Linked DNA regions of Homo sapiens: all the other regions are linked to region 3. Evidence: read pairs that join two places in POLR2A ChIA-PET (ENCODE). Cell type or tissue: CD4-positive, alpha-beta T cell. All regions are shown on one strand. Each heading gives the region's core, and the rest is flanking DNA. Links, peaks and the distances in the headings are about the cores only. Region 1 has its middle 30 kb from the start of IL19. Region 2 has its middle 6.5 kb from the start of IL20. Region 3 holds the start of FCMR (Fc mu receptor). Region 4 has its middle 12 kb from the start of FCAMR.

Region 1 (8,045 bases), core at 1,857-6,856, 180 kb after region 3:
GAGTGAGGAGTCAAAGGTGGGAGGAAAAATTGCAGTTCTAAATCAGACAATAAGGGTAGGTGTCATTGAAAAAGTGACACGTGGCCAGGGGGCAGTGGCTCACATCTGTAATTCCAGCACTTTGGGAGGCTAAAGCGGGTGGGTAACTTGAGGTCAGGAGTTCGAGATCAGCCTGGCCAACATGGTGAAACTCCGTCTCGACTAAAAAATACAAATAGTAGCCGGGCCTGGTGGCGGGTGCCTGTAATCCCAGCTACATGGGAGGCTGAGGCATAAGAGTCACTTGAACCCAGGAGGCGGAGATTGCAGTGAGCCAAGGTCGCACCACTGCACTCCAGCCTGGGAGACAGAGCGAGACTCCCTCTAAAAAAAAAAAAAAAAAGAAGAAAGAAAAGGAAAGAAAGAAAGGAAGGAAGGAAGGAAGGAAGGAAGGAAGGAAGGAAGGAAGGAAGGAAGGAAGGAGGAAAGAGAAAGAAAGAAAGAAAGAAAGAAAGAAAGAAAGAAAGAAAGAAAGAAAGAAGGAAGGAAGGAAGGAAGGAAGGAAGGAAGGAAGGAAGGAAGGAAGGAAAGAAAGAGAAAGAAAGAAAGAAAGAAAGAAAGAAAGAAAGAAAGAAAGAAAGAAAGAAAGAAAGAAAGAAAGAAAGAAAAGAAAGAGAAAAGTGACATGTGAACAAAACTCAAAATGAGTTGTGCTGGTAACTGAGGAATGTTCCACCGCAAGGACCTGGAGGATGGAAAGAGTGGCTTCTGCCCCACCCGTCCAGCTCTGCAGCTCCGCGAACTTTGCAGGTCCCTAAGCTGTGGCTTGGCCTTGAGCCTCTCTGAGCTTCAAATGCTTTCGCTGCTTCCCTTTTGCCTTTGGGTGGTGTCCCAAGGAGGCGATAAACCACTGTTGAACCTCAGGGTCCTGTACTACAAAGGATTGTTTCCTAGGTACTTAATCAAGCTGAGCCTCAGTTTACAAATCTATAAAATGGGGATAATTATTTCACTTCCTTATGGAGTCGTTGGAGATCAAAAATCCAAAAGAAAAGAAAGACTCACAAGGGGGAACTGGCAGTCTCTGAACTGAGCTGAGAGGCTCTTCATAGGGCTTTAATTTAGGAACTGGGCTAAAGGTTAATACTGATTCGCTATCTCATTCTCACAACAGCGCTATAACAAAGATGCTCTTAAATCACTGTTTTTACTAATTGGGGAATTGACGCATACAAACACTGAGGGCTCTGAGCTGCTGGGTGCTAGAGCAAGACCATGAATCCAGATCTGTAGGAATCTAGGGTTGCAGCCTACACACCACACAACCTCTTTTGAATCTCTCAAGCCAAATTTTCTTTGGTGGTGTGAGCAGGAAGAGCCAGGTTCTAAAACCTAAACTAGACACCGCTCTTCTCACATTTCCTCCCAATCAGCCCTAATCTCTGTGGCCTCCTTTGCTGGGATACAACCCAGCGGTTTTCTCTGCTGCATTCTTAAAAGAGAACGATACCCCCCAAAGCCGAGGACCTGATTAATTTGGGCGACTGTGGGAGGGAGAGAAGGGGAGGCATTCTTAGAACTGGGGCCTAGGCTGGGGATGGCGGGCTCCACTTTCGGCACATTCTAGAGACCATGGGCATGGGGGTTTTGAGAGAAACCTGTGACTCACCTCGCCTCTCATGGTCTGTTTCACTCGGAGGCTCACTGTCTTCCCATCATCCTCCCTCAGCCCCCACCGCCAACACTACCCGGCTGCCAGCACCCCTCAGTGACCCACCCACCTACTCCTGCTACCTCCCAGCAAGCCTACAGCTCAGCAGGGCAGGGGCTCCTCTCTGCGGGGCTAAAGAGCTACAAATCCACTGAGTCTGAACGTCCCTGCAGCAGACCCCTGTAGCAGCCTCCCTTCTCAGCAAAAGCCACACGGCGTTAATCACCTTTATCCCAAAAAGAGGAGTCCGGGGCCAGCCTAGGGAGTTAAGAGTAACAACTGCCACTCTTATATAAAGGGCACATGTGAGGGGATAGAGAACTCGGGAGATAGAGCAGGGAAGGGGCAGGAAAGCAGGTTTCTTGACTTCTAAATGCAGTCTCCTAAGTTAAATTAACCTGCTCACACTGGTACAATGATGGCTACAGTACCCACTGTATAATGCATGAGAATATATGATAATAATGAGTGCTAACTATGTGCCAGGCTGAGGCTTTTCCATAATCGTTTATATAACTATGCTAAGTCTTTCATATGATTTTTTTACCTGATTTTTCATTTAGTCCTCACCACCTTCTAAGGTTGGTGATAATATTGTAGTCTAGATTTTCCAAGAAGCAGATGCCAAAACAGGATTACACATACAAGGGTTCAGTTAGGGGAAATTTCTTTATGAGAGAAAATAGGGAGTGTGAAGCGAGGCTGGGGAACCACCGGTGTGTGACCCCACTAAGGAAAGAGGGAGAGGAGGATGTGCACAAGGGCCCCAGGCACAAGTGTCTATGAAGTTGCCAGGGGCAAAGCTGGCCATCCTTCGAGTCCTGGTTCTCCCAGGAACGGGTGCGTCTTCACATCCCTGTTGTACTGTCATTGACTGGGAGCACGAGAAAGGAAGTGTGGCCTCCACACAAATGAGACAATGAATTTCAGAGTGCCATAGCTGGGGCCCTTGGACAAATAAGCTCCCCATAATAGGAGGTCTCTGGGGCACATGTTCATGGGTGCCTCAATAATAATTCCCATTTTACCGGTTGACAAGCTGAGGCTCAGAGAGGACAAGTCATCTGCTCATAGTTGGGACCCAGCTTAGAGTAACTCCAAAGATTTATCTTTGTGCCATATGCAACTGAGCTACTGACCACCACATCCCAAGCCATCCCCAAGACTGATGCCTCAGATTCGGTACCCAGCAGAGGGCTGGGCACACAATCAGTGTCACATTGGGAGGCAATGTGGCTGAGCTCCTGTCTAGTGAGCTCCTGTATAGTGGGTCCTGCATGTGTCCTGTGTGCCCCACAACACCTACAACCCGGAGTCAAAGCCGCCTCCTCCTCCCTGCTATTCCTAACCAGAGGCGTGCCTCCTCTGTAACTTCCCACAGCACTCTGGGCCTCTCTTACAGCACCCACCAGAGTCAGCCTTATGTCACTTATGTTATGTGCACACTTGTCATCCCCCACAGGCATTTGCATGCCAGTCAGAGAAGCAGGTAGCCCGGTCAAGATCAAACACCAGGAGGCCAAACAAGGCTGAACCTCAGATTTTTGTCTTTGAGCCATTCTGCCTACATGCCCAAAATGTATGCAAATAACCATAATTGAGTGAGCAGGGCCACTGATATGGGGAGATGTTGAAGGAATCCCCTAAACCCCTCTACAGCTGACTTTTCCACTCGCCCACAATGTGGCCAAGGGTCTACATCTATCAGTTTTGGGAAGTGCTATAAATGCCCTTTTACTCTCGGCTGACTGACTCTACCCCCAGATTTGCTGCTGACAGCAAACCCTTTCGTAAAGCTCTCACTTGGAAAGCAATATGCAAAGTGCATTCATTCATAAATCGATACTGTCTTTTTGGCAGTCCCTATCAAAAACTAAAATGTGTATACCCTTAGATCTTGCCATTCCACTACTAGGGATCTATACTACAGAAATCCTTACACACACACTCGAAGATACTGTACAAGATATTTGTGAGATCTATATAAATAGTAGAAAAAGGGGGGGAGGGTAGTCCTTCAGTGCAAATGAGGTTAAAAGACAAATAAAAAAGAAAGGAGGTGAGAAATATCCATCCACAGCAGATAAATTGTGGTACATCATACTATAAAATACTCTGCAACTATTTAGAAAAAGAATGATAGTTCTATGAGTTTGATCATGGAAATTCACAAGATATGCTAAGTGAAAAAAGCAAGCTGTATGTTGTTTCATGGGTATGAAAAAGTCTGTCAGTTGCACAACAATGTGAACATACTAGTGAAGTTTACAGTTAAAAATGTTTAAGATGGTAAATTTTCAGTTAAGTGTATTTTATCACAATTTTTTAAAAGCAGGTTGCAGAACAATATGCCTAATGATTCCATTTGTACTTGTTATAACTGCCAAAGAAACTTCTCAGTTGTGCTTATAAGTATATTTGTATCTAGATAAATTTTCAGAAACTTTTTGGATAAAAATTTCAAAAAAAATAAAGCTGTTCAATGAAGTTTTTTCTGGAGAGGGAATTGGCATCACTGAGGTGGAGACGTTATAAAGAGAAAGGTTCACGCCTCACTCTGTATGTCTATATATGTACATATAATGTCTTGTTTGAGTTACTAAAATTACTTGTGTTAATTTTCCTTTAGATGCTTTCATCCATCCAACAGATACTAAGCACCTACCCTGAGTCAGCTGTCATTTTCAGAGCCTGAAATAAGCCGATCAGACTGAATTTCTCGTCTACCCTTTCTCTTCCTTGCACACTGGCTCAAAGAATGCCTGGCTGTCATCCTTCCCCTCCTGCCCTCGACCCTCCTGTGGGTGGGTAGGGCTAGAGTCTCACTATGAGGACCATTTCCTTAGAATAGGTTTGTGACCAGAAAAGGAGACAGCTGAGTGCCAGAAAACCAAAGGCCCCTCTAGGTCTTACTACAAATACCAGGTCTCTCTGCACCACAGACTCCAGCTAACCAAGGTCTCTGTCTTAGACTTAGATGAGATCGTGGTTTCTTTCAAAAGTAAACCTTTGACTGGTGAATTCAGAACCACATGTCTCCAGATCAGAAGGTAAGGGCTAGGAGAACTCAGCTCATTCTGAAACTTGAGGCCTTATTACCCCAAGAGGCAGTAGCTGTTTGAGGAACAAGAGACCCACAGCTGCCTGGACAGAGGAAGGAGCAAGATCACGTTTCACACACTCGGACAGCAGTAGTCAGAGCTAGTAACTGCCCGGGGCTAGGACCAGAGCCACCCAGACAGGATGCTCATTTGCATAACTTGTACAGATACTTTGCATATCAGGGTCCTGGAAACACTACTACCCTAGGATCAGAGAGGTTGAGACTAGTATTTGGTCACACAGGACCTCAGAGACAAAACCAAAACCAAGGGGTGGGGGAGGACTTAGGAAGGGAGGACTCATGAAGGGGGAAAGTGGAAAGTCAGTCCTGGTATTTCACTTGCAAATCCTGGCAGGGGTGTGGGATGGCAGTAGGAAACTTTACTGTCCCTGAGAGCAAGAAAGTTATGCAAACAAATGCATTTGCATGGCAGCCCTGGTCCCTAAAAATGACTTATCAAACACAGGTTCCACCACCTTGGCAGCCCCACCTGAAATCCTGCAGGCTTGACAGCCAAAAGACTTCCTGGCCAGAGGCTCTGGGCAGTAACTTACCTTCCAAGCAATTATGACTCCCTCTAGAGGAGACAAGTAAATTCCAAGGTAATTCTGGGTTCCAGATGGTGGTGTGTTAAAAATGGAAAGGGTGGACGCCAAGTATATTGACATTTTTGTGTGTGAGTGCCAGGGAGGCTCCCAAGGGCTCCACTTTTAAACTGAGTGGAGTAAGAACCATGAGGACAAAGGGATGAGAAAGGCCTTTTAGTGGCAGAGGGAAGAGGGGCAAGGAAGCCCCTAACAATTGCTCATCCTGCTCTTCCAGGAGGGCTCTCAATTTCATGTAATGTCATCATTTTCCATGATGATTCAGAAAGTGCCTAACTACAAAAGATCTAAGTTTAAGGTGTACCACTGTAACACTTTTTAAAAAATTAATGAATTGAGTGAAACGTGGCAAAAGCCCCATCAGCCCACATCCCCAAATTTTGTTTTTCAGGGAGCAAACATCATTTATGAGGCAAATCCAAGTTGGAGGGGCTGGAAAGGGAAAATGGACAGAAAACACCAAGGGCACCCCACAGAGAGGAGTAAATCAGATTTCCATGAGCAGAACCCATGAGGGGTCAAAGGTCAAGCTAACGAGATGAGCAGACAGACAGCAGTTCAGACCACAAGACAGGAGGGGTGAACCTGTTGGAGAAGGAAGGATCTAGCTCTTGCAGAGAGAAGTGAGAGCAGAAATGCAATGGGGAAATCTCCATCATGCTATTCCATTTTCTGCCATCAAAACTGTCAGTCAGGTGCCAGCTTGAAGGGCTGCTAGGAAGCTCTCCTGGGTCTCTAACAGAATAGCTCCACCTTATGCACTCCAACCACCTCTGCTCCTGTTCTGGAGAGCATCAGTTCTTCTGTTACAGCGATGCCCGCCACTTCTCTATGCTGAGCTCCACAAAGGCTAGACCCACTTCTGGACTCATCTGTGTGTCTCCGAAGTCCTAAGCACTGGGCATGACACAGAGGAGGTGCTCAAGATGAGCTGAATGTTGAAAATGTGACATTTTTACTCTTGGATAGTGGCTGAAGGTCTTCTTTTTAAAGAGCAGCCTAGGCTGAAAAGGCCAAGGCACTGACCTGTCTGAATGGTGGCCCAGAGCCCAGGGGGCAGTCCTATCTTTCCACACGAGTTGCACTTCCCCCACCTTTCCAAGTCTTGGCACAGCCTCATTTAATCTTCACATGCCTGGGTGGGGGAGGACTGAAATCCTCCCCAACAAGGCATAGATGTGAGATCTTCGTCCAGAGGACGAGGATCCAGGGTGTGGTTTATTTTGTCATTTTGGTTTTTTCACCTCACTCATGCTCATCTGAAAACCTCTGGGGCCCTAAGAGGCTGCCCTATGCCACCTGGGCTTGAATGACACATTGTTCTCAGTCTGGAACAGCCCCTAATGTGTCCAGGCCTGTGGGTACAGGGAAAGGGAAGACAAAGCCACTTGCTGCTGCACACAGGCATTTTGTATCTCCCCAACTAGGTTCTCAAGGGCAGGAACTGTGCCCTACACTTCATTTGTTTCTCCCAAAGCACAGGACATACACCAAGTGCCTGGATTATCTAGTGGTCGAGTATGCTGGGGAGCCACACTGTTCTGACTGAGTGCAGGGAGACGACAGGAAGATGAAGTGAGCAAAAGGACCCAGGGGCGGCTGGAGCCCCTAAATGTAGGCTTCCAGAGACAGAGCCCGAAAGGAGCTGCATTCTCAGGGCTGAGGATGCGGTGGCTGCCCCTCAAAGCCTCCCCTGTCCCCACTCTGCCCCACCTGGGGAGTGCCCAGAGGGTTTGTTTATATTCACCAGTAAGTGGGCCAGCCACTTTCCCCAGCCTCACCACCCTCACCCTCCTCCCTTGAATAACTGAATTTCCTTCACACCCTGAGCAGGCCCGACCTACCCGACCTACCTGCTACCCACTCTACCCACTCGTCACTCACAGCCTCCTGCATTTCCTGTCTCCAACCCAGTCAAAGGAAAACCCCAAATTTACTGTTATTGTTTACCAACCCAACTGCCTGCTCACCCCAAGGCACAGAGACCCGCCGTGAAGCTCAGGGCAGGAGCGTGGACCAGGCCTAGGCCACTGACTCGACTCCAAGCCTGGGGCTCCCTGTGCTCCCACTGCTGAGCAGCGCACTGAGGGGTGGGACCCTCCTGGTGATAAAGGCCACCTGGCAGCTGGCATTTTAGGAAGCATTTAAATCCACCATCTAGGCTGGGCACAGTGGCTCATGCCTGTAAGCCCAGCACTTTTTGGGAGGCTGAGGTGGCCGGATCACTGGAGATCAGGAGTTCGAGACCAGCCTGGCCAACATGGTAAAACCTCATCTCTTCTAAAAATACAAAAATTAGCTGGGCATGGTGGTATGTGCCTGTAATTCCAGCTACTCAGGAGGCCGAGGCAGGGGAATTCCTTGAACCTGGGAGGCGGAGGTTGCAGTGAGCCAAGATCACACAACTGCACTCCAGCATGGGTGATGGAGTAAGACTCTGTCTCAGATAAATAAATAAATCCACCATCTCACTGAATCCTTAAAACAGCCACAGGCCTAGGACTATCACCCTCATTCTATAGCAAAGAAAACTAGACCTTCCTCAGTGGAGTGGAATCCAGCCTCATATCTCCTCTCCTCCCCGCCCCCTCTGCACTCCCTTACCAAGACGATGTCCATGGGCTTTCTTAAAGAAGCTCTAAACTTG
Region 2 (8,045 bases), core at 1,313-6,312, 64 kb after region 3:
CCCTTCCCTCTAGTCATCATTAAAGATGAAACCCAAATCCTTTATTCCTGAACAACTCTGGGCTATACCAATCCCTCCCTTCTCTGACTTCCAATAGCAGATTTTTCTTTGGCAGTGAAAGCATCTAATGTTGTCCTGTGTTTCATGGAACTTGGTCTTTTCTCCCTAATAACACTGGAAAATTTTTTAGGCTGGGACTAGTCCATCATGTAGGACCATGCTCCCAGACAAAATTAAATTCAAAGAACCTGGGATGAATTATAGACAACGCCTTGGAAACATAAAGATGGTAGAGACTATCATATGTTCTTTATCAACTTATTAAAAATTAAATATCTAAAATTCTGAAGTCTTATATTTGAGTCCAAAGACTCCACATTACAGTATGACTTTGGCATATGATTGTGTCTTTCTGGATCTCAGTTTACAAATCTGTAAAATGAGAGAAACAGACTAAACAGTGTGTAAGGTCTTTTCCTGTTCTGACATTCAATGACTCTTTGTGTTTCTACCTTTTGGATCAGAATGTTCTTTTCAACATCTTTTGATATCTTCTTAAAGTTTCCTGAAAATAAAGACCATGGCTTTTTATTGTAATGCTTGATAAATGTTGAAAATATGTACAAATATCTAATCTAAATATCTCTTAAACTATTTAAGCTCATGCCTATTTTTCCATCATTGGTGCCAAGTTAACCATTTCTCATGATCATATATAAGTGTGATTAAAGTAAAATCGGGAGATGTGGTCTGATGAGAATAGTTGAAATCAAGATTTTCAGTAAATCTAGGCTTGTATAAGCCAGTCATGTCAGTCAATTCCTTTTCATTAACCAAGAAGAACCCAATTGCATTGTTTTAAGTTACCTGTAATGATTAATTAAACTTAGTATTCACACACAATCCCAAATCTTTTTTTTTTTTTTTTTGAGACAGGTCTCACTCTGTCGCCCAGGCTGGAGTACAGTGGTGCGATCTCGGCTCACTGCAAGCTCCACTTGCCAGGTTCATGCCATTCTCCTCCCTCAGCCTCCCGTGTAGCTGGGACTACAGGTGCCCACCACCCCGCCCGGCTAATTTTTTTTGTATTTTTAGTAGAGATGGGGTTTCACCATGTTAGCCAGGATGGTCTCAATCTCCTGACCTCGTGATCCGCCCATTTTGGCCTCCCAATTCTATTTTAATAATCAAGTCTCCCCTTTTCCTATCTCAAAATACTTTATCCTTTTTTTTTTTGAGTTGTTTTTAAGACAGGGTCCCTCTCTGTCTCCCAGGCTGGAGTGCAGTGGCACAATCACAGCTCACTGCAATTTCCTGGGCTCAAGTGGTCCCCCCATCTCAGCCTCCCGAGTACTTGGGACTATGGTGCGTGCCACCATATTTGGCTAATTTTTTTGTATATTTTGTAGAGATGGGGGTTTCACCATGTTGCTCAGGCTGGTCTCAAACTCTTGGGCTCAAACAATACACCCTCCTCAGCCTCCCAAATTGTTGGGATTACAGGTATGATCCCACACCCAGTTCAAAATACTTTATTCTTTTAAAATTCACTTACCACATTCCACATCACATTCTGTACAGATACCAACTTACCTCATCTCCTCTGCAAAACTTCCCCTGCCCCACTCTAATCTGTCTCTTCACCCCCATTTCCCAAGGCAGAACTGATTCCTCCCACCTTTTCACCTTAACTTTACCTTGTATATTGCTTTTTGTATTTATCACGGTCAACTACAATTTTTTAGTTGCATGTCTCTATCTCTCACAAACCTGAGAGCTCCTTGTTCATCTTCTTGGTCCCAACACCCAAAGGCTCCTAGCAGGTGCTCAGTGAACATTTGATGACTATGGAATGAATATATTGATTTGTCACTGTTCCTTCTTTCTGCTATGTTCTAAAGCCTGAGCTCTATGATTTAACTTATGAGGGGACCCTGGGGCTCCCCTGACACACATCTTCTTTCATATAAGGAATTCTACCTCAATGGCAAGAATTTCCTTATCTAATGATAGACTATTCCTCCTGGACTGTTAGAGCAAGAAGTGATTTTTAAGTACGAGTCTAATTCCTTCATTGTATACATGGGGAAACCATAGTTCAGAGAGGTGAAGTAACTTGCCCAAGGTCATTCAACTGGTAAAAGGCAGACCCCAAAGTTGTATTCAGTAAGTGTTCATTCCAGTACATGACACTCTTAACGCATGAGAAACTCCTATAGTAAATAGCTTTTCTTAAAAATGAGACTGAGAAGGAAGCTTTTCCCATCTCATAATTCTGGTAGAAGAAATGAGTCTTCAGTGGAAACAATGTAGAGGGTATTAGCACTGAAGATCACATGGGACTGAGAGCCAGGAGACCCAATCCTAATATTCACTTTCTTACCAACTTTCAGGGTGAACTTGGGTGACCCAAGTCTAGTTTTTACACCTTTCGGGCATTCAGTTTCATTAATAAAATGGAGATAACACCTACATCGTCTGTCTGCCTCACCCAGGAGTTATATATATATATATGCATATTTATATAAACCTATAGACACATAAGATCATTTTTATCATCCTTGTGTCTGATAGATCTTAAAAGCCATTCTTTCAATAGATATTTATTAAATGCCTACTATGTGCAAGACACTGTGCTGAATGCTGTGAGGATTACAGAGATGCCCCGGGCAGGTCTCTGGCCACTACCTGCCTACAGCCTTGTTGGAGGATAAGAGGTACGTTTGCAGAACCAAGATCAGTACTGCTGAGTGCGCAGAAAGTTAAGTGCCAAGGGGCACAGAGGAGGGCACTATCACATAGCAGAGCTTGAGATAAGCCTTGAAGGGTAGGCAGAATTTAAATGAGCAGAGATGCTAGGGAGGGATAGAGAGGAGGGCGAAGTTGAACAAAGGACACTCAAAACAGAAATGAGAGGACAGAAAAACCCAAAAGGTACTTGAGGACTGGCAAATAGATTTGTTTGGCTGGAGCTCGGTTTCATGGGGAGAAGCCATGGAGAATCAAATTGGAAATATGGCTATAATATCAGTGACCAAGAATACCATACCAAGGAATATGAATTTGATCTGGGAGTCTAGAAACTGAAGTTCTAGCTCTAGCTTTACCTTCACCTCATTGTGTGGTCTTGGTAAAATAACTTCCTTTCCTTATCTGTAAATTATGGGAAAACAAATGAAATGATTTATTAAGCCCCTTTCTACTTGGCTTTCTTAATTCTGTAATTCTTGACTTTTCCCCCTTAAGGCCATAGGGCCACTGAAGACTCTTATAGTGGGGGAGAGATGTGGGAATAGCTGCGCATGAACCATGGGGTCTTCAAGGGCAGCAAGTGCTTGGCACCTTGCTAGTGCTCCAGTGGAACAGATGGGGGATGCAACTGTGTTAGAGAAGCCAGGGGTACATTTCATGGGCACATCAAGCCAGCTTGAGAAAGTGAGGTTCCAAACCCGGGAGTCAGGCTATAATCGGTGCCAGTGGCATTGTAAAGGTAAGCCGCGCAGAAGGAAGAGAAGGAGAATCCCTTCCTAGGAAACAAACTCAGCTTCCTAATTAAGCCATTTTTGGGCAGGAAACAATTTTCTAGACAGCAAGAAGGAAATCCAGCCACTCCTTTTTTTCCAAAGGAAGACCTGAGTTTGCAATGCAGGGTTTTCCCTATCTAGGACATCACAGTTGCTGGCATCTGAGCTTCCTGCCCAGTTGCATCACTTTGCAGGGAAGCACATGGGCCTTCGGTTCTGCTGGAGGAAAAACCTCAGTTCAAAAGGTGGGCAGGTGAAGGCCCTTGCCACTGGCTGGTAGTGCTGGGAGCTTTGCCCCACTTGCAGTTCCAGCTACCTTCCTGGGAGACAGCAGGGTGGGATAGGCGGGGTAGTTGACTATCAGAAGCGTACATTTTCGCTTCCTTGTCCTCAAAGCTGCCAGCATGAGTGACATCATTTCCCTTTCCTGCGTTTTTTCATCATGCTCTGTTTAACCAGCTCAACTTGTTTCCAGGCTTTCTCCTGAGACTTCTTCTGACATAGCTGGATCCCCAAAGTTGGTTAATTCCTCCTGCCCCGTGCCTGCAGAGCAAGAGACACTGGGCATTTATTTCCTCCTCTGGAATTGGAGTTGGGAACAAAAATCCAGACAAGGACTTGACTTAACAGTTTCTTCACCTGAGAGAGTAGGGATGTACCAGTTCTTTCCCTTCTATTTTATTTTATTAATTTATTTTTTGAGACCGAGTCTCACTCTGTCACCCAGGCTGGAGTGCAGTGGCGTGATCTCTGCTCACTGCAACCTCCACCTCTTGGGTTTAAGCAATTCTCATGACTCAGCCTCCCAAGTAGCTGAGATTACAGGTGCATGCCACCATGCCTGGCTAATTTATGTGTTTTTAGTAGAGACAAGGTTTGACCATGTTGCCCAGGCTGGTCTCAAACTCCTAGGCTCAAGCGATCCACCTGCCTCAGCCTCCCAAAGTCCTGGGATTACAGGCATGAGCCACCACACCCAGCCAGTTCTTTTCCTTTTAATTTCACAAACAAGCACAGAGAGTCTCCCATGTGTGAGCACTGAGCTGGATTGACCCAAGGGCTACCAAAGTGGAAAAGATGTGGTCTCTTGGGACCCCCCTCCATGGGACCTCATAGCATCATGAAAGCAACAGACCCTCTAATGCAGGAGTTCTTAACTTGGGAGAAGGTAGATGAGAAGACACTATGTCTTTTTTTTTTTTTTGCTAACCTCTAATTGAAATTCAGCATTTTCTTCAATTATAAGGATAAGCAACAAATACAAACCACAATAGTATTAGCAGTACCAATGACTTTGCCACTGATGGAAATCACAAATATTTTTGTATCACATTACAGTGGTTTCAGGTATCTCAAAATATCACTTATATTCATTACTACTTAGAAATGTCAGCAGTTTGTAGGCCTACTGCTAGATCATGCATTAATGCATTAATAAAGAAGCACATATATATTACCTATTTGTCATTTCCACATTTTGATAGCTGTATTTTACTACTACCGGTTTCCTTTATAACCCTATTTCTTTTACTTTATGCATTTAGAAATATTATTCTGAGTTCATAAGCTTCACTGGCATGCCAAAGGAATCCATGGCACACAAAAGGTTAAGAGGCTTTGCTGTAATACCTGTGGGCATGGTGACCACAACTCCCCAGTTGTGACACACAGTCTGAGAAAAATGAGGCGACATAAAGGGGATGATGGGAAGGATTTTTGTTATCAGGACATTCCTAAAAAATTCAGTCTATGTTCATAATAGGCATTTGGGTGAGGAGAGGAGAAAGGCACTGAGATTCCTTCTGAGGGGCAAGGAGGGTATCTGAGATTTCTTAGAGAAAGTCTGGTTTGAGCAAGGGTTAGTATGTCACAAACCCATTGACAGACTAATGGGTTTGTGAGCTTTGAGGATGGAGAATGTGGCAGGGTCAGAAGAACCCTTACTCCTTCCAGTAAAGAAAAATGGAACAAAATTCCTGAGGCCAGAGAGCACTTCTACCTCCTGTACCTGAGGTATGGTGACCCGGGGATGCTGGGCGGGGTTCAGGAGCAGGTATTGAAGAAAGTTGAAAAAAACGGTGGAATTGCAATGAACTGTGAGCAAGAACTTGAGAAACTACACTCTGAGACGTTCTAAGAATCAGTGACTGTTTTCCTTTGGTAACCCACTCAGAATCTAGACCAACATCATCCATCATAATAGGTCAACTGACTTGCTTACTGATGTGTTTCCCTAATTTCAAATTCAAAGCACCTTTTTTTTTTAGAGAGACATATAGAGACAGGGTCTTGTTTTGTCATCCAGGCTGGGGTGCGGTGGTATAGTCATAGCTCACTGTAACCTCAAACTCCTGGGTTTAAGCAACTCTCACATCTTAGCCTCCTTAGTAGCTAGGACTACAGGCATTCACCACCATGCCTGGCTAATTTTTTATTTTTGTAGCTGTGGTGTCTCGCTATTTTGCCCAGGCTGATCTCAAACTCTGGCTTTCAAAGTACTTTTTCATTCACTGGTTTCCTACAGAGAGACTGAGATTTCTACTATCCAACAACTTTCACATTAGACACCATTTCTAGCCACCTAGTGGTATCAGAAGGACCCTGCCTGCACTCTGCCTCAGGGGTATCTCATCTAGACTTACACCTTGCTCTTCTTGAGTGAGGTGTGAGGGACATTTTGGAGCCATTGAGGAGGTGAGGAAGAAGAGGTGAAGTCTTGAGTTCTTTCTCCCCAGTCATAGGGCGGCTGGTCTGAAAAAGCTGAACCTCTGGCCCAAGTGAGAAGGTGCTGCTTCTGCCACTACTGACCTTGTCGGAACAGATGATGCCCTCTAGCCTGCACGCTTGGGACTGCACCACTCCTAGGTGAGAAGGGCCCCAGTTAGCAAGACACCCAGAGCCCTGGCCAGCCAAGGAGTTGAGTGGAGACACTAGTCTTCAGGCTTCAGGATGTGAAGTTAAGGACCATAGGACAATAATCAGGGGTGAAAGAGAAATGAAAGACAAGAAGGACAGACAGAAAACTGACTCCTTTGCCATGGAGCTAGAAATCAAGGACATGGAACAGAGGCAGAGGATCCAAGTGGAGGATAAAAGGAAGGCTGAGAAGTTCCGAAACCAATGACAAAGCCACAGGCTTCCTTTAAGTGGGCTCCGCCTTTGCTTCATGCATGTATTCATTCATTCAATGAACATTTATATACTGAGTGCAGCCATTTACAAAGTAGCTGTACCCTCGGAAGCTCAGAATCTGAGACAGGAAATGGATACTGAGGTATCTCTGACTTGTCAAGAACTGGAAAACCATTCTGGGTCCCAAGGAACACAACTAAGAGTGGAGGTAGAGAGGAAGGAGCAAGAGGAAGACGGCTTTCTGCCCTGGGGGAAGCGCTGCAGTTCTTGGGAAGTTAAGCCTGTGCTGGGGGTAGAGTTAAGATGCACTAGAAGGTGACCACAGGCTCTTTTGTTGTTTGTTTGTAGCACTTACTGTGTGCCAGGCACTATGGACTTCATGAAATACTAGTTCCTTTAATTCTCATGCAACCCCATGAAGTATGTGTGCTTATTCTCTTCATTTTCCAAATAAGGAAATTGAGGCACAGAGTGCTCTTACATAGTCTAGGGAAGTGATCAGCAGAGGCATCCAGACCAGAGTGTGCTGAGTCACACTTATCTCCTGATATGAAAGCTAGATTCTGAACCCACTCCCACTCCCATGATGGTCCTTCCATGGGACCTGGTTCTGGATCCAGCCTCATTTACAGCACTTGAATCTTCGCTGAAGGTGGTTCTGTGGCAGAGCTCTGAAACTGAACTAATTGAATGTCTTTCAGTAACAGAATGCGAAGTATATAGACGTCTCTAGAATGCTCTAGAGCAGGGGTCCCCAACCCCCAGGCCATGGACCAGTACCGGTTGGTGGCCTGTTAGGAACCAGGCCACAGTAGGAGGTGAGCTGCAGGCCAGCGAGCATTACTGCCTGAGCTCTACCACCTGTCAGATCAGCGGTGGCATTAGATTCTCATAGGATGTGAACCCCAGTGAACTACGCATGTGAGGGATCTAACTTGCACTCCTTATGAGAATCTAACTAATGCCTGATGATCTGAGGTGGAACAGTTTCATCCCAAAACCATCCGCCCTCCCCACCCTTGACCTGGTGGCAAAATTGTCTTCCACAAAACCAGTCACTGGTGCCAAAAATGTTGGAGACTGCTGCTCTAGAGAATGCTCTATCTTGGGCCGAGTGCTGTGGCTCACACCTGTAATCCCAGCACTTTGAGGTGCCAAGGCAGGCAGATCACCTGAGGTCAGAAGGAGTTCGAGACCAGCCTGGCCAACATGGTGAAACCCCATCTCTACTAAAAAAATACAAAAATTAGCCAGGTGTGGTGGTGCACACCTGTAATCCCAGCTACTCGGGAGGCTGAGGCAGGAGAATTGCTTGAACCTGGGAGGCAGAGCTTGCAGTGAGCCAAGATCACACCAGTGCACTCCAGCCTGGTCCACAGAGTGAGACTC
Region 3 (6,895 bases), core at 1,896-6,895:
TGATGGGGATGCATACCTTCTGGAATGACAGCAAATCGTTCCAGGAGGATCAAAATGACAGGTGTGTCAGAAACTACCACTGTCTTACCCTTCCAGGAAGCTGTTCTCTGACTCACCAAAGGGCCATGTTTATGGTAGAGGATTAAGATGCAACTTCTGTACGCATTGCAATAACCAGCGAGCCAGTCCTGAACTCGTGTAGCCTATCCCAGCCCTTTGAAGCAAAGGTCAAGAAATGTCACTAAAGCCAAAAGCGATCTTATATTATTCCTAAGTGATATTGTCAGTAAGGCTCAAAGTCCATCTGCTCCCCGTGTAGCACAAGAAACCCTTTTAAATAAGGAAGCTAGTTCATAGGTTCCAGTGGACGTGAGTTTGGAGAGGATATGATTCAGCTTAGTATAGGGGAGTGACCATAAACTGCAGGATTGATGATGATAAACCAATTAGCAACGGTCAGTGGCCCCGAGCATTCAAGGAACTGTTTAAACATTTGATGACAAGGAAATCTTTCCCAAGTTCTTGAATTATCTTAATGTTTATTCTTTTTTAAAAGTCCAATATGTAAAGACAGGACTATTATTAAGGCCCAACAGGACTATTATGAAGGCCCAACTATTATTAATGCTCAACCACTGCTGGGCATTATTAAGGCCAAACAGTGGTTAGGAATTTTTTTTTTTTTTTTTTTTTTTTTTTTTTTTTTTTTTTTTTGGTAGAGACAGGGTCTTGTTTGTTGCCCAGGCTGGTCTGGAACTCCTGGCCTCAAGCAATCCTTCTGCCTCTGCCTCCCAAAGCATGGGGACGACAGGCGTGAGCCACTGCACCCAGCCAGGAACTTGTTTATAGCAATTGATTTTGTTTTGTAAAGCTAAAAAATAGATCTCTGATTTAGACTTTTCCAAAACTCAAGACAGAACATCTCTCCTAAGAACATTAAACAGCAGCGAGAGGAACTGACTGTGCTATGGTCTATGAAACCGGTCCCCCAGGCAGAGAAACAAGTAGAGTTTCCCACCCCATCCCTCCCAGCTTTCCTAAAATAATTATCTCTACTAAGGAGTCTGCGCAACAAAAATAAGAGATCATCTCAAAAAGGCTACATGTCTAAGTGGACAGTGGACATGCTGAGAGGCAAGCTGTGAGACTGAGACCAAAGGTCCCAGCAGGCTGTGGAGCAAGGCAGGCATGGAGAGAGGATCATCGGTATAGGAGCCAAGCAGCTCTGGAGTGTCTCTTCCAAGGCTGATTCTTAAAAGGGCAGCCAAGCCACTCTCCCTAGAGCCAAAAATCTTTGTCCTAGATACAGGGACATGAATATCCTAAAATCCAGGTTGTTGCTGTTATGTCACATTGAAGTTGATCCAAAAGTCCTGCATATTTGGAGTTTTAACCTCAGAACTCCAATAGGAATATGGCCATAGTCAGGAAAGAAATCTTAGTCATCAAAATCCTACCATTTATTATCTTTAAAAAAGTCACATGGCTGGGTGCGGTGGCTCACACCTGTAATCCCAGCACTTTGGGAAGCCGAGGCGGGCAGATCACAAGGTCAGGAGATCGAGACCATCCTGGCCAACATGGTGAAACCCCGTCTCTACTAAAAATACAAAAATTAGCTGGGCGTGGTGGTGGGCGCCTGTAATCCCAGCTACTTGGGAGGCTGAGGCAGGAGAATTGCCTGAACGCAGGAGGCGGAGGTTGCAGTGAGCCGAGATCGCGCCACTGCACTCCAGCTTGGGGACAAAGTGAGACTCTGCCAAAAAAAAAAAAAAAGTCACAAATGGGCTTATTGTTGTAAAGGTAAATGCTCCAAGGCCCTGCTGCTGTGGAGTGGCTTGCTCTGGGACAGGCAAGCCTGGGGTCCTGCGGTGCTTGGAAGGACGGGACAACAGGGTCCCTGAGTCAGGTACCTCTACCTGGGGAGGGGGCTTGTTCTTGGTGAGTCCACCAGACAAGGAGATTCTTGTGGTCTGTCATTGCAGAGAACAGTGTTGGGTCATGGAGAGGACCACCTGAGGATGGAGGCCCTCAGTTTGGGAAGGCCCAGAAAATGGCCCTTGTAACCCGGCCATGCGGAGGTCAAAGCAGAGAAAAGCAATAACCAAGCAGAACCCATGACAACAAGCTCCACCCAGTGGCGGTGGCTCATCTCCACTGCACTCTGACCACATCGCAGGCTGTGTGCTGAGTCCCTTGTAACACTTGCCTCATGTGATCCTCACAACTGCCTTACGAGAAACGTTCTTCTTAGCCCATCTGTAACATAGGGAGGATGGCAGAGCCTAAGCTAAAAGGTCATCATACAGAGCGAATGAACACACCTCAAGGACTTCACTTTCCATTGGATCTGGCATTATTTATTCCCTCCACCCGCTGTCGGGGGGCTGTGAATGTTTTCCATCAGGTTCACCCCTTCTGGACCCTAGAGGGTGTTGGGCCATTGGCTCCCTTGCCCCATGGTGTGCTCCAGCCTGGCAGACACTCCCCTGGGAGTAAGAGTGCCAGGGCACCATGGTAGCCCTGTGAGTCAGAAAGGAGAAATCGAGCTTAGACGAGAAAAAAAGAAAGAAGAAAATAAGGATGTAAGAATTGTAAAGTTCACAATTTCACCAGCAGTCAGTCTTCCCTTGGGCCCCAACCCCCATGACCCAGGGGCAACAGCTAAAGGTAAATGGAACAAGCCCAGTTCTGGGGATTTTGATCCCCTCAAACTCCCGACATTCGCCGCCTGCCCAGCCGTCCTCACACCCCTAACTCTTAAGTCTTGTAACCTAATGGGATGTTTTCAGGGTTTCACTTGGGCCACACGTGATGCAAAAAGCTCTCCTGCCCACTCCCATCCCACACACCTTCCGCCCTGCCCGGCAGGCCCCAGCCTCAGCCCAGCCAAACCCTGATCTTCACAGACATGCACACACACTCACACTCCACAGAGCACACACACAACCACACACCACACACACACACTCAACCACACACCACACACTCATAACCACACACCACACACTCACACACTCTACAGAGCACACACACACTCATGGACGCACACCACACACACACAACCACACACCACACACACACTCAACCACACACACACTAGACAGAGCATAGAGTGCGCACACACACACTCATAGCCACACACCACGCAGTGACACACACTCATAACTACATACCACACACAACACATAGCACACACACATAGCCACACACCACACATTCACACACACTCATAGCCACACACCACACATTCACACACTCCACAGAGCACACACACACTCATGGACACACATCACACACACAATCACACACACATAACCACACACCACACACACTAGACAGAGCACACACACTCATAGCCACACACCACACACACACTCCACAGAGCACACACACACTCATAGCCACACACCACACACACACTCCACAGTGCACACACACACTCATAGCCACACGCCACACACTCACACACTCTACAGAGCACACACACACTCATGGACACACACCACACACACAATCACACACACATAACCACACACCACACACACTAGACAGAGAACACACACACTCATAACCACACACCACACACTCACACACTCAACCACTCACACACTAGACACAGCATAGAGTGTGCACACACACACTCATAGCCACACACCACGCAGTGACACACACTCATAACTACATACCACACACAACACATAGCACACACACATAGCCGCACACCACACATTCACACACACACATACATCACACAGCCACGCATCCTACATTCACACACATACCACACAGCACATACACACTCATAGCCACACATCATACATTCACACAGACACATTACACATAACACACTCACACTCTCATAGCCACACACTACATGTTCACACTCACTACACACACTCACACTGTAGCCACACACCACACACACACCACACACGTATCACACAACATACATTGCACCCTTACACACACCTCAGACACACACCACACATACTTCACACGCTCAAACATCAGAGTCATACAACACACATCATACACTCACACATTCATTCATACATATATTCATACTCACACACTCTTGCCCCCACACACATCACGTTCATTCACTCATATTCCCCTTCTCTGTCTCTCCAAGACAGCCCCAGGCCTCAAGCCCAGTGCATGGTGGAGCCCAGCTGTGTGACAGCTCTGGGGCATTGGGAAGAGCCCGCTAAGTAGGGAAGGGTGGGGCTAATCCCAGCTGGGAGCTCTGGCACTAAGGAGAGGCCCGAGGCTGCCCTCTGCCATCTTGGCCCATTTCAGGGCTGGAGGACATCACAACCACAGCTGCTCCGGGCCAGGGGAGATTCAGATAGGGATGGGGCAGGGCAGGCTGCCCACCCCCCCACACACTTCCTCTGCACCTGCTCTGAGCCTCACATTCAACTTCCACCACGGATGTTGTTGTTTTAGAGAACATGTGACAAATCTGCTGTGTGGGGGCGAGCAGGGAGTGGCTGACACAACCACTGTGGAGCCCGGGTCTGTCAGGCACATCCCCCCAGAAACAGTGTGAGTATAGCCCGGATCCTCCAGGGGCACAAGAGGTCCTTTCACCTGGGGTTGGGGCCCTGAGAACTGACCTCCAGGGATGAAACTTCCAGGAACAGAGCCCTGAGAATGCCCTCATAAGTAATACCCCTGCGCAGCTCACAGTGAAGGCTTCTTAAAGCACTTCCATGCCTGTGAGTTCTGCTGGGCCTCAGAAAAGCCATGTGAGGTGGGCAGGGTAGGGGCAATCCCTACTTTATCAAGGAAAAAACCGAGGCCCAGGGAAATTTGCCCAAAGCTAGAAAGTGCCAAGCCAGTACAAGACCTGAGGTCTTCTGACTTGCATCCAAAACTCTTCCCAAGATGCCCTGTGGCCTCAGCATCTCTCTCCATCAGTCATGGGCCTTACCCTTGGGCCCTTGGGGTCCTGAAGGAGAGCTCTACCAGGGTGCTGTGACTTCAGGCAAAGTGGCTGCATGACCTGTCACACCCCAGTTCTGGCATTGCCTTGGTGGTCACTGGACAGAGGCCTGAGCCCTTGCCACAGGGCAGCACCTTGTGGGGACACTTTGGGGAGATTAAGGGTGAAGGTTGGCTGAGGTGCTGGGGAGCTATGTGAAGTCCTCAGGAACTGTGTTCTGCAGGAGGGAATGGCAGGGATCATCTAGTCCCAGCTTCGTTTATTTCCTAGATGAAGAAATTCAGGCTCAGAGAAAAGTAATGGATTGCTCAAAGTCCTTAGTTAGTACCCCCACATAGAAGGTGCTCAAAAACTATTGTAAAGGTGAGTTAACTGGTGACTGGTAAGGACTACAGTCAGCATCTTCTGACTTCAGGCCCAAGCGTCTGCCCATACAGCCTTTCTCAGGCAGGGAAAATTGGTGATAAGGCTCTTTTATCCTGAAGGCAGAATGAAAGCAAATGACCCCAGCACGGAAGCCAATGAGTATACATAAAGCACGGGAGGCCCTGCTAAGAAAAAGCACCAAGACAAAGGAATATCAGGCCTGGTCACTGCTAATAGTCTGGAGGAACTTCTTAGATGCCTTTTGAACAGGGTGACCCTTTCTTACTCCACACAACATGTTTTCTCAGCTCCTGACTTCCGCTGTGGTTTGTCAGCACTCTCTTTTTAGCCTGAGAATAGTTAGCAAACAAGGGAGGTTGTCATTTCCTCATCGTCAAGCTTTGTTCCTCGTGGGGGCTAGAAATCTCTTTCCAGTTCCAGATTGTGAAGGGTTCCTGAGTAAGCAGCGTGTCTCCATCCCCCTCTCTAGGGGCTCTTGGATGGACCTTGCACTCTAGAAGGGACAATGGACTTCTGGCTTTGGCCACTTTACTTCCTGCCAGGTAAGTACCGTGGGGAAACACTTCAGACCTCTGAATGAGGCTTGAATTGGCCACAAGTAGAATAATTGCCTGGTAGCTCTAGCTCTGATGTTTCTGGATGGATTCAGTTGTGAACCAACACCTAGGGCAGGACAAGAATGGAGGCCATGTGAGGTGTTGGATGCCTTCCTCACTCCATGGTAATGCTCCTTTCTCCACTCCAGACACTCTCCTGTTTCAGTCAGGTGTTAACTCTATCACCCAGGCTGGAGTGCAGTGGTGTGATCATGGCTCACTGCAGTCTTGTACTCCTGGGTTCGAGTGATCCTACCACCCCAGACTCTCTAGTAGCTAGGACTACAAGTGCATGCCACCATGCCCAGCTAATTTTTAATTTTTTTGTAGAGATGGAGTCTTGCTGTGTTGCCCAGGATGGTCTTGAACTTGTGGCCTTAAGTGATCCTCCTGGCTCAGCTTCACAAAGCGCTGGGATTACAGGTGTGAGCCACTGTGCCCAGCCAGGTGTTAACTCTTAAGAGCTGAAGGTGTCATCTCTCCTAAACATATTAGCCTATTAATATGGGATCTTAAAGCAAGTGTCTCCGTACTTCTTTCTTCTTACCTCTACACTCTTTCTATAGATCTTTTTCAGTCCCGAATTTCCAACTTTCAACCCTAAATGAAAATTCCGTAATCCATTCAGTAGCTCTAATCTATTTCCTGAATTCCATATCTCAACTTACAACTGTCTCCTGGGCAACCTCTGCTTCAATATTCCACCAAGATTTGAAATGTAAACTGCCTAACCTTACCTCAATTCTTCATTGATCACCATCCAAACCAGCTATTTCACCTGTCTGAAGTATCGCTGATCATCAGCCACAAAATGCCAGAATGGCTAATTACCACCTCTTCCCATGTATCCTCATTCAGACCTTGATCCAGTCAATGGCCAAATCATTGCAGTTTCTAGATCCATGTCTACTGGGATAAGAAGCAGCAGCAATTGATACTAGGAAGGTAACAGAGGAAATGG
Region 4 (8,045 bases), core at 1,618-6,617, 59 kb before region 3:
GGGCTAAGAAGGCGCTATATTATTGGAGGTAAAATAGATTAAGCTTTTTCACAAACAACATGGCTGGTATTTACACATAACTAATATGAAGGAAATTTGCTAAAGAAAAAAAATCCACGTTCTCTCTTGATTAACACAATTAGCTTAAGATTTTCCCTGTTGCATGTATTTGCCCATACCTATACCTAACGTTCACACAGTTATAACAAAGTTCTGAGGTTCTGTTTATTTTTGCATTTTATAGTAGACTAATATTTTGATACATTAATCTAGGCTTCCATTTTTATTTTGGCTTCTGCTGTTGTGTTTCACATCTTAGCTCTGCCTAGACTGTCTCTGAAGGGTTGTCACAACAGAACCAAATATTAAAGCAATCAAATGTTGGGTTATGAATTTCACAGTTGAGATCCAGGCCAAAGACAAAGGCATCTGGAAGTAAATGAACAGTCAGAGCCAGCTTTCCTCACCCCTAAAGCCTTGATAAAGTTGCCAACTAGGGCAGAGCTGCAGAGAATCAGAAAGAAGAGCAAGAGCATATCCTGGGGTCCATTCCCCACCCGGCCTGCACCCCCGGAACCCCACGGATATGGCCTAAACTCCCACCATGAAAAGAGCCTAGGGAAATGACATGTGTCACAGAGGTCCTTCTACTTAGCACCATATGAGAGCAGCAAAGGCTACAGGTGACCCAGCTAGGACCTGAGGACCCAAGACAACCTCTCAGAACTCCCCGCAGCGCCAGGGTGATGTGATGATGCAGATGGAATGTGGCTAAGTCAGAGGCTGGCCTGAAAAACTTCTGTATTAGGGAACGGAGGACAATCCAGGTCCTGCATGGATCAACGGTCAAAGAGAAAGAAGTCAATAGACATCCCATCCTGGTGGATGCCCATCGGAGCAGGTAATGACAAACTACTAGGTACTACCCCAGGGAAAATGCAAGCAGTTGGGAATAGGGCGTGGCAACAGGACTTTGAATTGCCTGAGATTACCCTGAATCAGCATAACAGGACACACACCGGGGTGGACCACTAGTCAAAACGGGGCTTGAAAAGGAATGTAAATGTTACTATAGAAAATCAAAGAAAGTTACGTTTTTGCTGCAACTGAGTATGTACTCTAAGATTCGTACTTGCTACAATTATATAAAATGTTTTCCATGTCTGAGAACTCATTATTATTTTAGTTGACAATATCTCCATCAAGTGACAACACTGTATTTTATTTAGTCATTCTCCTATTGTTGAAAATTAAGATTGTTTCAATTGTTAAGTATAATATAAATACTACAACAAAATAATTATTCTGCAACATTTATTTGCCACCTACAATTATGCCAGACTCCAGACTAAGCATGCTGATTCAGAGGTGAAAAAAACACAATGTCCCATTGTCTGGTGGGAGAGTCAAATGTGTCTAATGATCATCACAATGTCACATGAATGTGATTATAAAAAGCATAGCTAACTTGTGCCTATTTTAAAATTATTTCCTTAGGATAAATTCCAAATAGTGAGATTCTTGGATTATATTGACAAATTGCTTTCTTTTCTATTGTATTGTATTGTATTGTATTGTATTGTATTGTATTGTATTGTATTGTATTGTATTGTATTGTATTGTGTTGTATTGTATTGTATTTGAGATGGAGTCTCACTCCCTCGCCCAGGCTGGAGTGCAGTGGCGCGATCTCGGCTCACTGCAACCTCCACTTCCAGGGTTCAAGTGATTCTCCTGCCTCAGCCTCCTGAGTAGCTGGGATTACAGGCGTGCGCCACCACGCCCGGCTAATTTTTGTATTTTTAGTAGAGACGGGGTTTCACCATGTTGTTCAGGCTGGTCTCAAACTCCTGACCTCATGATCCACCTGCTTGGGTCTCCCAAAGTGCTGGGATTACAGGCGTGAGCCACCACGCTCAGATGACAAATTGCTTTCTTAAGGCATCAGTTTAATCTGCAATGAATAACAGTTTCTGTTATATAACCATGTAACATTCCTTGACTCATATGTGCTGGAAATATTTTCCAAGTCTTTTGTTTTCCTTTTTATATATTGTTGAGGGGCAAATTTTTAAAAAGTATTTTAATTTCTCTTTTCCTATGTTCTTTCTTATATGATTTTAAAACTTAGAAAATTACTCCTTTAGAGATAGGATACATATTTACTTCCATTTTCTGCTAGTTTTTAAAAATAATTTGGTTTTTCTTCAATTGTTTAATCCATCTGGAATTTTTTTAGCAACTAATCAGAGCAATTTATTTTCTAAATTGCTAGCTAAGACTATTTTTCCTTTAATACTATCTGATGACATTTATCAAATACGCAATTCTCACTGTAAAATAATAATATGTTTTCAGATATTAACCTGGTAAATCCTAGGCTCTGATTAACCTGTGACCCCCAAATGTTGAACTGATGGCATCCAGAGCTTCATGGGGAGGGGAGAACCATCAAATATAGGGGAGCTCCTATTTCATTTTCTAGGCTATCTTGAGAATGTTGAAAAAAAAAGTGAGAGGATTTTCAGCTAGCTAGAGAACTAATCATAGAACAGATTATTGACCATTGATCAGAGAAGAACATGAAATATGATGTTAGTGAAGCCCTCACCATTGAGGAAGGAAGAAGTTCCTTCTAATGCTGGGATTAGGATCTGGGTGGGTGAGGGGGAAAAAAGGGGCAAAGGGTGACCTGAAATGTTCTGGCTCCCTTTCTCACCCCAGGATGGAACATTAACAAGAGGTGTTATAGGGCAGGAGGGTGCATCTTGGATAAAACCACCCCCAAGATAAATTTGGGACAGTCTAAGAACTTCAGGAGCTGCTGTCCTTCACAGACTGGGCAGAGCTTGGGGAAACCATAGACTTTGTGGAGAAACCCTCCACTGCAGGGGATGCTGCATCCAACATGATCCAAGAAAGGGGAACTAGCAATTACAGGCACATGCTGAGGGCAGACTTCAAGGGTCCACACACAACAGCATATTGGAGAGAAAGCAATCTAGAGTTTTCCGGCACCCCACTGAGATGCATGACAGCTGAGAGAGCAGAAAAGACCCAAGTTCCTAAGGAAGCTCAGAGTATGGAGCTCTTGTCACCAGAGGCAATGGCAAGGACCCGCGTGTATGCATAGTGGGGGGCAGATGCCACTATGATGCCCATGGACCAGATCAAACCAGTGGCATCTTCATCACCAAGAAGAATGAGGGGCATTTCAGAATGAGGGTAGGGAGAATCAAGGACATCTGAGCAATACCACTGCACCCAGACACCATCTTGAGAAGGGGTAGGAGAGATCCCTTCAAGCTGTCTAGAGTCTGAGCTTTGAATTAGCTGCTTTACCTAAAACAGATCTGAGCAATGGAGATTAACTTTCTATTAATTGGTACATTTAAAATATCTTGGCAATATCACCTCATCCCTGCTACCAACAGAAATTAGCACCCACACTAAACAATTATAAGACAAAAATTTTACTTTTATTTTTCCATATCTGAGTAATATGTCAATTTTGAAAGCACCAAACACACACACACACACAAAGAGAGAGAGAGAGTTAGGCCTTTTCTGGGCTTTTTGTTCCTTTATTGATTTAAAATGCATCCTTAAAGTCAGAACAAAGCTTTACATGTGTTTGGGGTACGTTGTGTTCAAAAGCAATGTAGAAAAAGACTTTTTTCTCTTAGTAGGCATAGTTGGAAATTCATTCTTCTTTGTGCCAGAGGAATTCAGAACTCTTTCACGTATTGTTAACCTCGCATGAGGTGTGATGGCCACCATAGGTGACACAGGAAGCTTCATGCTGAGAGTAAATGTAGAAAAGTAGAACATTTTGGAAAACTCAAATTTATTCTTGGGAAAATCCTTGCAAATCCTGTTGTTCCCTTGCATTCCCCAGGGGTGACCATATGTTTCCCTGGGACAATCCCGATTTACACCTGCTGCCCCAGAACAATTATTAGAAGTGCCCCTTCATAGTGTCCTGATCTGAGGTCCCTGGTCACTCTAGCCATGGAGTCTTTCTGGCACAAGGTGGCAGCAGCTGCCCATAGTTGAAAACGTATTGTAGCTTTTGGGCCCTTCCAGTATCTGAGACAGAGAAAAGGGTCCATTCATTAACCCAGGACAGGCTTCCAAATACAGCACCAAACTATGGAATGAGAGTACCTTAGAATGCAAGGACTTAGAATACAGGATCATCTGGCCACCCCCTGCCATGAGGCAGGCCACGCAACCCTTTTGGCAGCTGTGGGGAAAGCCATTCTCTGGATGGGTATTCTCTCAGCTGGTGAAGTTAGGCTTTTGTTCACAAATTTCAAGCAGCTCCTGGAGAGAAGGGAAGGGTCCGCTCCCTGCAGTTTCTGAGATCCTCACCTGCAAAGACCCTCATCCTTGCGCTGAATGTGCAGGCTGCATGGATATGTTCACCTGGCCCATCAAGAAGGTGCTTGTTTTCCGAAAGATTCTTCAATTGTCAGCTCTTCTCTCTATTTTTTTTTTCTTGTTATGGGTTGAAATGTGCCAAAAAAGATATGATGAAGTCCTAACCCCTAGTCCCTCAGAATGACCTTATTTGGAAATAGGATCATTGAAGATGTAATTAAGATAAGGTGACATGGAGTACGGCAGGCCCTTAATCCCATATGATATCCTTATAAGAAAAGGAGAAGACAGAGACACACGGGGAAGATGGCCATGTGAAGCCAGAGGCAGAGACTGGAGTGATGTTGCCATAAGCCAAGGAATGCCTGGAGATACCAGATGGTGGAAGAGGCAAGGATGGATCCTCCCCTAGATGCTTCAGAGGAACCATGGCCTTGCCAGTACCTTGATTTCAGACTTCTAGCTCCAGAGCTGTGAGAATAGATTTCTGCTGTTTTAAGCCACCCAGTTTATAGTGCTTAGTTATGACAGCCCTAGGAAACCAATGTGCTTCCCTCTCACACTTTCCGAACCCCATGCATTACTTATCTATTGCTGCACACCAAGATTACCATAGAGTCAGCAGCCTAGGACAACACACATTTCTCTCCTGCTTTCTTTTGGTCAACAGTCCTGGCACAGCTTTGGGTCCTCTGCAAGCCTTCAGTCAAGTTGTCAGCCAGGTCTGGGTTTGCATCTGAGAGCTCAACTGGGGAAAAATCCACTTCCAAGTTCACGTGATGATTGGTAGGATTCAGGTCCTAGTGGGTGACCAGACTGAAAGCCTCAGTTTCTTGCTGCCTGTGGGCCAAAGGCTGCCCTCCATTCCTTGCCACATGACTCTCTCCACTGAGCAGCTCACAACATGACAGCCAGCTTCAACGAAGCCAGCAAGGGACAGAATCTCCTTGCAAGAGATGGGCGTTACAATCTTCTTATTCTGTATTTAACCACAGAAGTGACTTCTCATCACCTTTGCTGTATTCTACTGGTTAAATGTAAGTCACAGGTCTCACCAACACCCAAGAAAGGGAATACACAGGGGCATAAACACCAGGAGGTGGGGACCACAGGAGCCACACCCCACAAGGAGGAAGGACAGCAAATTCCTCAGGGATTAGATTTTCAGACTGAACTTCCAGGGGCTCAAGTGTCTCTGCTCTCTCCCCAGTCACTGTCTCCCCACACATCCAAGAGATGAAAGATTATTTTTTCTTCCCCTTTCAGAAACTAAGTGCAACTTCTCATTGCTCTGTGGAGTGACCCTTTTCCCAACTTTCCTCCTTTTTCCCTGGGACAGGGGCGGAGTGGAAAAGCTAAAACAGGCTGACCCAAGGCAAGGACAGGCTGTGTTCTCCCACAGTCCGACGAGTGTTTTCTCGCTTTCCAGGGTAGGGGAGGGAATGAACCACTGCTTATGCTCATCCACTTTTTCCTTGCCTCTGCTGGTCTGCTGCTGGGCTCTGGAGTCAGCTCCATTTTAGGGAACCCTTAGTGTTCTCCTAATAATCCATGTCTCTCCATTTCCTCACCATCCTTTGCAGTTAAGTTGGGTCCATGTGACTAATTCAGGCTAATTAACAGTGGAAGTTTGGTGTGACAATTCTGGGATGAAGCCAGTGTACCTCCTCCCTCCCTTCCTTCCCTGACTCAGTAAATTTAGAGGCCAAGTGTTGAGAGGGCAGTGCCACAAGACAGAGGAAGCTTGGTCCCTGAGAGGTGGTTTGGAGAGCCCTTGCCACCCCCCATGGGACTTCATTTGAGTGAGAAATAAAGTCTGCGGTGCTAAGCCATTGAGACATTAGGATTTGTCTACAGCATCAGCCCAGCAACAGGTAGCACAGCTTATCACATCTGTTTGAATTTCTTTATCAGCCCCCAGGCAAGCTGTTGCAAAGAAAAGCTCAGCTAAGCACATCTAAATCATCTCAAACCTGCACTGGGATAGAGAGATCTGCCAGGGCCATTTTTCATAGTGACACTGGTTCTTGGCTCTGTTCTTTACCCCCTTACATGCTATGTGACCTTAGAGAAATTATTTAGCCTCTGTGTCACAGTTTCCAGACCTGTAGTATAGGGTTCTACTAGTAATTTCTCATAAGAGTAAATGAGTAAAACCACGTAGATCAGTGGAATTGTTCCTGGCTCATCATTGCTTTCTCAGCTGGGGTGCAGGGACACACTCTGTAAAGCCCAACTCCAACACTGTTAACACAGGCCTCTGGGGCTTCTCCTCAGCCCACCTGTTCCCAAAACAAGTCTCAATTTCATTTCTTTTGTCTTTCCCCAATTCCCTCTCTTTCAGGCTGTTACCTTCCTTTCCTTAACACTAGAGGGTGCTTCAAGTCAGGCGCCATCTAAAACCAGATTCTCACTCTGAGTCCAGTCAGAAGCTGGTGAGTGCTGGACAGTTGGCCAAACTTGGAGCGTATCACTTAGAACTGGGAGATGGGTTTCTCACCACCAGAATGGCCAACTAATCTTAAGGTCACATAGCACATTCTCTTATTCCAGAATGATCCCAGATTGCTTCCTTAGAGCCCTATTCTTTCCCTTCCTAATACCTACCAATACTTCTAAATCACTTATATTGTATATAGTTCTTGCTATGCTAATTGGCTTAATGTTCCTCTCCCCCAGCAGACTATCAATCAAGGGATGTGTCTGTTTTGTTCACTATCCCTTTCCAGCACCCAGCAAAGTGCCTGGTGCATAGTACCTTCTTGATAAATACTTGAAGACTCATTAAATTAATCCCCATATCTTTTCTCATTCTCTACCCCACCATCTGCTTGCTCCCTAACACTAGAGTAATCAACCTGACCTTGTGCTACTTATCACTGCCATCCCAACCTTATCACCTTTGGTTATTTTCACTGTTTCTTAAAAGGTTTTCATTTTTCCAAATGTTTTCCTTCCAGTACATTTTGTCTACCGCCACCATCCTGCTCAAAAAACCATTACCTACAGGCTCAGTTCCCAGATGCTTTCAAGACACATTGACAAATTCATCTAGAAGGAACAACTCAGATGGTGAGAGGAGGCTGAACTTCCCTGAGGCTCCAGAATTCTTATCCATATGATAGGGATAGTAATACCATCTGACTTATGGGGTCATTGCAATGCCTAAATGAGATCATGGCAGGCATGGGCATTGGCAGAAAATAGAAAATGTAACAAAAGATGGCTATTTGCATCAATAATATTCTATGATTTTAGTTCAAAGGTATGAGAAATGTTTAGGTTGATAAAATAAAAACTTTAGCTGAATTAAATTTGAAGGAGTTTCATTGAGCAATGAACGATTTGTGAATCGAGCAACCTCCTGAGCCAGAATAGGCTCAGAGATTCCAGCACAGCCACATGGTGGAAGGTTTATGGACAGAAAAGGAAAGTGACATACAAGGAAACGGAAGTGAGTTACAGAAACAACTGGATAGGTTACAGCTCAGCGTTTGCCTTATTTGAACGCGGTTCAAACAGTTGGCTACATTTAATTGGCCAAAAGTCGGTAATTAGCACAAGTGTAGGCTACTGTCTGTTTACACTTCCACTTGTTAGAGTTCACAATGTACAGAGAAACCCTTAGGCCAAACTTAAAATATGTAAGGAGGCAGCTTTAG

The links. Peaks named below come from ENCODE experiments on the same cell type or tissue, not always from the same donor. Only the 100,000 strongest peaks of a DNase experiment are listed, where the experiment ranks them.
Region 1: POLR2A ChIA-PET joins it to region 3 with 11 read pairs; 11 of 35 experiments call an interaction of 5 or more read pairs at or near these places.
Region 2: POLR2A ChIA-PET joins it to region 3 with 11 read pairs; 5 of 35 experiments call an interaction of 5 or more read pairs at or near these places.
Region 4: POLR2A ChIA-PET joins it to region 3 with 23 read pairs; 10 of 35 experiments call an interaction of 5 or more read pairs at or near these places.

What each region holds. Positions count from the first base shown.
Region 1 is chr1:206,736,473-206,744,517 of GRCh38, reverse strand. No RefSeq gene overlaps it. Among named protein-coding and RNA genes, the nearest start is that of IL19, 30 kb to the left of the region's middle. RefSeq lists enhancers at 2,842-2,951, 3,042-3,091, 6,702-6,751 and silencers at 4,858-4,967, 4,998-5,047. In CD4-positive, alpha-beta T cell, for the core only: no CTCF peak of the experiment used is centred there; DNase peaks (open chromatin) are centred at 4,747 and 6,697; H3K27ac peaks cover 1,324 bases.
Region 2 is chr1:206,855,076-206,863,120 of GRCh38, reverse strand. No RefSeq gene overlaps it. Among named protein-coding and RNA genes, the nearest start is that of IL20, 6.5 kb to the left of the region's middle. In CD4-positive, alpha-beta T cell, for the core only: CTCF peaks have their summits at 5,917 and 6,118 (motif pointing left); DNase peaks (open chromatin) are centred at 3,930 and 6,130; H3K27me3 peaks cover 228 bases.
Region 3 is chr1:206,920,803-206,927,697 of GRCh38, reverse strand. FCMR (Fc mu receptor) reads left to right here and starts at 5,757. Exons shown (of 8, transcript NM_005449.5): 1 at 5,757-5,880. The coding sequence starts at 5,844. RefSeq lists enhancers at 2,214-2,663, 4,237-4,316, 4,977-5,186, 5,727-5,856. In CD4-positive, alpha-beta T cell, for the core only: no CTCF peak of the experiment used is centred there; DNase peaks (open chromatin) are centred at 2,167, 3,400, 4,427, 5,647 and 1 weaker place; H3K4me3 peaks cover 3,183 bases; H3K27ac peaks cover 4,870 bases.
Region 4 is chr1:206,978,294-206,986,338 of GRCh38, reverse strand. No RefSeq gene overlaps it. Among named protein-coding and RNA genes, the nearest start is that of FCAMR, 12 kb to the right of the region's middle. In CD4-positive, alpha-beta T cell, for the core only: CTCF peaks have their summits at 3,842 and 4,041 (motif pointing right); a DNase peak (open chromatin) is centred at 4,028; H3K27me3 peaks cover 556 bases.